2 separate regions of the Homo sapiens genome follow, and region 2 is linked to region 1. A link is a contact called in ENCODE POLR2A ChIA-PET data. All regions are on one chromosome and are shown on one strand. Each heading gives the region's core, a stretch centred on a gene start or an enhancer-like site at or near the end of the contact. The rest is flanking DNA. Distances are from core to core; before and after follow the strand shown.

Region 1 (4,376 bases), core at 1,304-3,803:
CAAACTCGTTCTGTGGTCACTGAGAAGCCCTGGATGTCATGATCTTTTAGGACCCTTCCTTTATGAACGTTCTTTGAATTTCTATTGTTTTAAACAATGAACATGTATGTTTTTCTTTTTCCTGTGTTTTAATTAAATTGTTTCTTGTTGAGATGGAGTCTCACTTTGTCGTCCAGGCTGGAGTACAATGGCATGATCTCGGCTTACTGCAACCTCCGCCTCCTGGATTCAAGCAATTCTCTAGCCTCAGTCTCCCAAGTAGCTGGGATTACAGGCGCCTGCCACCACACCTGGCTAATTTTTGTATTTTTAGTAGAGATGGGGTTTCACCACGTTGGTCAGGCTGGTCTCGAACTCCTTACCTCAAGTGATCCGCCCACCTCAGCCCCCCAGAGTGCTGGGATTACAGGCATGAGCCACTGTGCTCAGCCTTAATTTTTAACTGAGATATAACTCACATCCTAAACTTCACCTTTTTTTTTTTTTTTTTTTTGAGGCAGGGTCTCTGTCACCCGGGCTGGAGTGCAGTGGTGCGATGACAGCTCACTGCAACCTCTGCCTCCTGGGCTCAAGTGATTCTCCCGCCTCAGCCTTCCGAGTAGCTGGGACTAGCAGGTGCCTGCCACCATGCCCAGCTAATTTTGTTTATTTTTTGTAGAGACGGGGTTTCATTGTGTTGCATAGGCTGGTAAACTTCACCTTTTTAAAGTGTTCAGTTTAGTGTTTTTAGTATATTCACTAAAATTGTGCAACCATCACCACTATCTAATGCCACAGCATTTTTGTCACCCCGCAAAGAAACCCCATGTCCATTAGCGTCACTCCTTAGTTCCCCTCCCTCCGATATATTCCTTTTGTAATAAAAAAAAAAGACACATGAATTTTTTAAACAGGTTACACATTTACCTAGTTCGGGCATCTGTGGAAATCTTTCTTCTACCCTCATGCTACATCCACCCCGTTTCCAAACCCCTAACAATTAACCACTGTAATAATTTCGTGGGAACCCACCCAGAACATCTTTTTGCAAACATAAGTAAAATATAAGCAGTCTATTATATTGTATGTTACTATTACAAGAATTAGTTCAGACGTGATTCATAAATAAGAAAACTATGTTAGTATAACTCGGAAGTTGCATTGTTTCATTTGCTTCTAAGGGTTTCTCTATCACTGTTGTTGTTGTTACGTGCCTTGATGTAGTTTTCTTTATGATTCTCGTGCTCTGTGTTCATTGAGACTCTTAGATCTGTGGATTTATCATTTCCATCAAATTTGGAAATTTTTCAGCCAATATTTCTTCAAATTTTTGTCTGATGTTCCACACCACTACCTCCCACTCCAAGTTCATAAATCTTTTCTTCTGTAGTATCTGATCTGCTGCTAATTACATCCATGTCATTTTTCATCCCATACATCATTTTCATCTCCAGAAGTTTGATTTTGGGTGTTTTTTTTTTTTTTTTTTTTTTGAAGACAGAGCCTTGCTCTGTCACCCAGGCTGGAGTGCAGTGGCGTAATCTCGGCTCATTGCAACCTCTGCCTCCAGGGTTCAAGCGATTCTTATGCCTCAGCCACCTGAGTAGCTGGGCTTACAGGTGCTCACCACCACTCCTGGCTAATTTTTGTATATTAAGTGGAGATGGGGTTTTGCCATGTTGGCCAGGCTGGTCTCAAGCTCCTGAGCTCAGGCAGTCTGCCCACCTCAGCCTCCCAAAGTGCTAGTACAGGCATGAGCCACCATGCCCAGCCTGGGTCTTTTTCTGATAACTTCCATGTCTCTACTTAACATGTCCAATCTTTCTTCTGGCTTCTTGAACAGATAGAATCCAGTTGTAGTAAACGTTTTAATGTCCGTGTCTAATTCTATCATTCCTGTCATTTCTGGGTTCATTTTCATTGATTTTTCTCCATGTCGAAAATCATATTTTTCTGCTTCCCTGCATGCCTGATAAGTTTCAATTGGATGCCAAACATAAATTTTACCTTGTCAGATGCTGGATATTTTTATATTCCTATAAATACTTTTGAGCTTTGTTCTGGGATGCAGTTAGGTTACTTAGAAACTGTTGAATGCTTTTGAGTCTTGCTTTCAGCCTTGCCAGTTGGGATCAGAGCAGTGTTTGGTCCAGGAGAAATTTTTCCCACTACTGAGGCAAACCCTTCTGAGTATTCTACCCAATGCCCCATGAATTGTGAGGTTCTGCAATTCTGGCAGGTGGGAACAGGAACTATTCCCAGCTCCATTATGAGCTCTGAAGCTTGTTGCTTCTGATCTTTTCCAGTGGTTCTCTCTCAGCCCTGGGTAGTTTCCTTACACCCATGTGCTCATCAGTTCTCAGGTGGCCACTCAAGGGGAACTGTGAGCAAACCTCCAGAGCGCTCCCAGCACAACTTTCTTTTTCTGGGAGTTCTGCTCTGCCAATTCCAGCCACATTAGCCTCCGCTGACTTGCAGCTCCATCTCCCCAGCTCAGAGAGACCACGGGCCTCCACCTGGGTTTTCCCTTCTTGGAAACTCTATCCTGGGGCAATCATACAGCTCACCATCTGTTTCTCCTCTTGCAAGGATCACTGTCCATGCCTAAGGCCCAATGTCTTGGAAACCTAGTTTTCAAACTGTTTCAGCTGGGAGGGTAAATCCAGACCTTGTTACTCAGTCTTGGCCAGAAGTGAAAATTCCACTGCATTGGTTCATTTGTAATTTTTCCAGAGCATGGGCTAACAGCAGCTGAATGTAAAATACCAAACACAAGCAAATGCAGCAAGCCTGGTATGAGTACAGTTCTGCTCAGAATGCCCTATCTTCTTCCTCTTCCTCAGTTTGGTTACATGTTCTATTTTGGGAGAACTAATTTTGCAATTCCTGCCAATTTTTATGCATTTTGCCCTTGTTTCCATAATTCAGCACCTCCATCATCTCTTCATCACCTCCATCAAGATACTTTCACTTCCTTTTAAAAGCAAAGATCTCTATTTAATGTAATGCTTCTCAGTTTATTATTTACATTTTTATTTTTTCACCATGCTATCATTTTTACTGGGATTGTCACTGCTTTGGTTAATGCTCTGGTTACAAAGTGGCATTGCTGTGGGGCAGTCAGCTGTAACCCTACTTCTTCCCATAAGCTCTCTGATTTTAGTGCACAGGTTTGCATAACTCATGGCCTTTCAAGAAAGCATTATCACATGATGGCAGAAACACTTGTCTATATTCTTTTCACAGATAACATCCTATGCACACTCTTCTGCACTTCGTTTTCCTCATTTAGCTATATACCTTGGAAAGAACTTGCTAAGTCAATATATAGAAAGAGCTTCTTCATTCTTTTTCATAGATGCCTATTATTGCATTGAATGATGTGCTATAAATGATTGAGCCAGTTCCTTACTGGGGGCCATTTGGCCTGTTTCTACTCTTTTGCAACTGCCTCCGAAATGGTCATGAAAACCCCTATATGTATATTATTTTTTATAAGTATATCTGAAGGGCAAATTTCCAAAAAGTAGGAGTTGGGGTCAAGGGGCAAGTCTATATTTAAATTTGGTAGATATCTTCAAGTTACCCTCCATAGGGATTCTACCCATTTACACTCCCCCCAGCAGTGTCTGGGAGTAGTACCTGTTTTCACAAAAACTCATCGACCCAGTGTCATCTTACGGTTGAAGTTTTTGCCAATCTGATGCGTGAAGAAATGGTGTCTCAGGGCAGTAGTAATTTCTAAGTCTTGTCCCACAAGTGAGGTTGAGCATCTTTTCAGACCCTTGACTGATTTGTATTTCCTTTCCTGTGAACCAGGAGATTTGACTTTTAAAAGTTTGCAAAAGAAAAGCAATTAAGTACTAGGCATACCAATATTTAAGCATATCATAAAGCTTCAATAATCAAAGCAACATGCTTCTAGTGTGAATACACTCACCGATCAATAGAGGAGAACAAATGGTCTCAGAGAGAGACCCACACATTTAGTACGTGGAGAAGGTGATGTCTTGAGTCAGTGGGAAAATATGAACTATTGAATGAATGGCATTGGAACAGCTAGTTAGCCATCTGGAGAAAAGTATCCATTCCTACTACCAGAAAACAAATCCAAATGGATTGACGGTTTAAATGTTAAAAATAAAACCATAAAAATACTAGAACGAGAATAAGCACAATTTTTTATAACCTTGGAGTGGAAAAGGCTTTTCTAACCAGGACTCAGAAATCCAAAATCCATAAATGAAAAGATTGACAGGTTCAACTACAGAATTTTTTTTTTCTTTTTTGGCACGGCAAAGAACACCAGAAGTCAAAACAACAAAACAAATGACAAAAAACAAGCAAACAAACAAAAAAAAAGAAAACAAAATGACAAACTGAAAAGAAATATTTAC
Region 2 (4,376 bases), core at 538-3,037, 220 kb after region 1:
TTTAAAGAGATAGAGTTTTGCTATATCACCCCGGCTGGGCTCAAGCAAGCCACTTCAGCCTCCCGAATAGCTGGGACTACACGGGACGTGCTACTGTGTCCCGCTTTAAATGAGCTTAATTTTATTTTTAAAGAATGAGATTCTTGGCCGGGTGCAGTGGCTCACGCCTGTAATCCCAGCACTTTGGGAGGCCGAGGCGGGCAGATCACGAAGTCAGGAGTTCGAAACCAGTCTGGCCAACATGGTGAAACCCCATCTCTACTAAAGATACAAAAAATTAGCCGGGCATGGTGGTGTGTGCCTATAATCCCAGCTACTTGGGAGGCTGAGGCAGGAGAATCGCTTGAACCCATGAGGCAGAGGTTGCAGTGAGCCGAAATCGCCCCATTGCACTCCAGCCTGGGTGACAGGGCGAGACTCCGTCTCAAAAAAAAAAAAAAAAAAAAGATTCTTTAAATAAAAAAAGTCAAAAATTATACAAGCAGGACTTGAGAACGGGAAAGACAATGAATGTGAATGACTCAAGTTTGAAAAACGCTGCCATATGGAGTATGTCATCTTGGAGGAGCTGGGCTGGTGGGGAATAAAGGGTAGGATTTCAACAGGCGGAAAGTGAGAATCTGGAGGGAACAGCATCAGCCAAGATATGTCTAGGAATACAGAGCATTTGAGTAAGTGAGGGCAGGCAGGGAGGAGGGGCTGGAAGGGAGGTTAGAGCCAGAAGCACTGAGCAGCACGTAGAGGCGATGACCACACGGGAGCTCATTTGTAAAGGTGGCTCAGTTATGGATGCACAGGCCTCAGCCCCCGGTAAGGTGAGCCTATGCCCCAGAGAGGATATCTGGGGAACACACACCACACCCAGGTACAAGCCAGCACCCCGATCTTGGACTATGCTCCCTGACATCAAACTCCTTTAAATAAGGATTATGTCTGCCTCTTTTTCTTTTCTTTTTTTTTTTTTTTTGAGATGGAGTCTTGCTCTGTCACCCAGGCTGGAGTGCAGTGGCGCGATCTCGGCTCACTGCAAGCTCCGCCTCCTGGGTTCACACCATTCTCCTGCCTTAGCCTCCCGAGTAGCTGGGACTACAGGTGCCCGCCACCATGCCCAGCTCATTTTTTGTATTCTCAGTAGAGGCGGGGTTTCACTGTGTTAGCCAGGATGGTCTCAATCTCCTGACCTTGTGATCCACCCGCCTCGGCCTCCCAAAGTGCTGGGATTACAGGCGTGAGCCGCTGCGCCCGGCCTATGTCTGTCTTTTTAAGATCAGTATTACCCAGAAAAAGACATGAGCCTGATTACTCCAGCAAGGATTTTCATTCAGTAAGCTGTGGGTTTTAAGAAGCCAAGGAGGGAAAGAGACAAGCTGACTATCCCGACTTCAGAGGGCGTTCTCGATGGTTATCGAGATGTTGCTGGCCCTTGTACTTCCCCAGAGAGGAGAATCCAGCCAAGCTGGTCAGCAAGAGCCTGGGGTGGGTCTGGAAGGAGAGCTTCCTGCAGTGAAGAACTCCGATGCTTCCAGGGCCACCTGCCAGATATGGGGCACAGTCCCCGCCTCTTCCAGGTGGAGATGAGGTGTTGAACTGGGCCCTTCTAAGAGGAGGGCAGGGGGCAGTGCCTTAGCAGAGCTTCTAACCCACGTAAGTGCCTTCAATGCCTTCCTTTCCTGCCACATTACCAAAAAATATACTGTTATTGTTGATGAGCTAGCCTGTCTCCCCACCGTAAGGGCAACCGCAAAATGGTCGTTTTCTCTCTCCTGATTTGCAAAAGCAAACAGCCAGCAGGGCGGAGGGGTTACTGCTCTGCAGTGATCACAGCTGGCTCTCTGCCAAATAAAGAACTAGAGTATACAATCCGATAAGATTCCAGGCTCAAAATTGTTTGAAGTTATTTAGATATCAAAATATTTAAATTTCCAGGAATCCTGATGGTTTATGGAGACAAAATGAGGCTACAGGAAATTTCATTTGTCCCAGAAATCTGGAGTACATAATCAATCACCTGTAGCGGGAAAAAAAGGGTGAATTTTTTTTTAAAGGGTCAGCACCTGAGAAGCTGCCCTATCAAATTAACCTACTTAATTCCTGAATTTGTCACTGGTCACTGTTTTTCATTTATAAAGCAAGGACTTTTTAAGAGAAAAATTAGCATCCCCTTTGTAGAAGGATGGAAATTACTGATGTGCCAGTGAAAGCACAGCGAAGAGTCTAAGTGTGCTCTCTTTGCTTCTGTTCTGAGGTTATTAGCTATAAAAGCTGTTTTGCCATCTGAAGATTCATATTCTACCCATAAGCTGCATCCCTAGTGGAAGGTAAGCTGGAGGTCACAACAGCGCAATCCAAAATGCCCTTCACTTACTAAACTCTTAAGTGAAAACACATCATTGAAAAGATGCTCTCTAGCGGAGTCTGACACGAGAATTTTTCAAGACCCAAACCACCATCAGCTCTGAATTTAAGATCAATTGGTTTTGCCCCAAGCCTTAGGAAGCTGCTCTAACTGAACTGTGTTTTAGAATCATCTTCAGCTTAATTGTCCACCATCTACTAAAGCTTCCTGGAGAAATTCCCTTCAGACATCAATGTGAGGAAAAGTTCTACTTCTTTTAATCAACTAGAATGGTTTTTTGTTTTTTTGGAAAGTATGAGATCTTCTAAGGTACTGTGTTTCCCATTCTGCTTTCAGAGCCAACTTCCCTAACTCTGAAGATTGAAATAGTACAGATTTCTGTATAAAACCTTTCCCCAGACCACTTGCTATTCTACCTTCATTTTCCTTTTACATGGATGTCTTTATTTTCATCTTGTTTCATATGGTTATGTATCCTTGTCAATCTGTTGCAAATTCTTTCTGGAAGAGGTAGGGGCACAAAACCAATCAATCAAAAGATCTGTTCCAGAAAGAAAGAACAGTATAAATATGTCACTCATAGGAGCACTGCCATCTGCACCCAAATATTCCTACGATCCTCATGAAATAAATGCTACTCCTATTGTTCTCTGCAACAACAGAGACAGTCTCTCAAAACCCAATCCATAACATACTCATATTTTTCAGAGGCCATCTATAAATCTAACAGATGGGTCGGGATGGTTTGATGGCCTATCCTCCCTCCCTTATGTAACTGTATCTCTCTCTTCCTCCACTGTACCTCTCACAGACATTCTCTTTAGCTGAACTGCAGGAATCCTCTCTCACTCTGACAGCTGAGGTTCCAGAGCAGCCCAGGTTGACCATAACCACAGCAGAAAGATTCTCAAGGCCCATCCCTGACTTGCTTTAAGCCACCAGACAATGGAAACCCCAAAGGACATGGAGTTACATCTTATTCAAGGGTTTCATTGACAAGTTAGCTCCTGATAGAAGTTAGGCACAGTCAAGATTTAAACCTGGCTATCCCTTAAGTCACTCGCCACATACATAAGGTTTTATGGCTACAACCTGTAATTTGTCCTGGGGCAATGTTTCTTCTGGGCCCTTAGTTAATTCTTCAGTATCTTTATTGAGCATGTTGAATCCTCTAACCTAATTGCCAAGCCAACTCAAAAATGTGCTGAATACTTTGTCAGTGGGAAGGACATCCTTCCAATCATTCCCACACCCCTTTTGTTGGGCTTGTTAACATGCCCAGGCTGCACTAGGCTGTGGGGTAGTCACTGCTGGTTCAGAATATAACCGTAGCCTCTGAGACTCAGGGGATATTTGGCAATATTTGATTGCCACATTTGTGACTGCCACAACTGAGCAAGTAAGGTTGCCATCTGGCTGGTAGAGGCCAGGGATGCTGGAAAACATCCTCCAATACACAGGACTAAGAATTAGCCAGGGCAAACTGTCAGAAGTGCAAGGTTGTGAAACTCTGAGCTAAGTTAAATGCAAATAAGATTAAAAGCCAGTAAGGCCAGACGCAGTAGCTCATGCCTGTAATCCCAGCACTTTAGGAGGCCGAGCTGGGTGGCTCACCTGAGGTCAGGAGTTTGAGACCAGCCTGGCCAACATGGTGAAACCCTGTTTCTACTAAAAATACAAAAATTAGCCAGGCGTGGTGGCAGGTGCCTGTAATCCCAGTTACTTGGGAGGCTGAGGGAGGAGAATCACTTGAACCCGGGAGGCGGAGGTTGCAGTCAGCCGAGATTGTACCATTGTACTCCAGCCTGGGCGACAAGAGCCAAATTCTGTCCGCCCCCCCTCCCCAAAAAAGCCAATACACATATCCACCATACTCCATTTTCTAGTGCCCTAAGAAGCACTCAGTATTCTGGCACCAATCACCCAAATACTGTCCTACTACTGTAAGAAAATACACTTGGAGATGCCTAGGTGGCATGAGGGGAGGAAAGCAAAGCTGAAATCATCAAAACCTTTGAAA

The links. ChIA-PET counts read pairs that join two places held with the same protein, here RNA polymerase II (POLR2A).
Region 2: POLR2A ChIA-PET joins it to region 1 with 12 read pairs in Panc1. The contact joins two enhancer-like sites. POLR2A ChIA-PET finds 5 or more read pairs at or near these places in 4 of 52 experiments (AG04449, GM12878, Panc1 and 1 more).

The regions. Positions count from the first base shown.
Region 1 is chr20:47,022,183-47,026,558 of GRCh38, forward strand. The region is part of intron 5 of EYA2 (EYA transcriptional coactivator and phosphatase 2); the gene reads left to right. Among named protein-coding and RNA genes, the nearest start is that of EYA2-AS1, 120 kb to the left of the region's middle. Within about 2 kb of position 2,554, at least 2 of the 41 ENCODE cell types and tissues checked have a DNase peak (open chromatin) inside an H3K27ac peak, as active enhancers do.
Region 2 is chr20:47,240,869-47,245,244 of GRCh38, forward strand. The region is part of intron 14 of ZMYND8 (zinc finger MYND-type containing 8); the gene reads right to left. Among named protein-coding and RNA genes, the nearest start is that of MIR3616, 76 kb to the left of the region's middle. Within about 2 kb of position 1,788, at least 4 of the 41 ENCODE cell types and tissues checked have a DNase peak (open chromatin) inside an H3K27ac peak, as active enhancers do.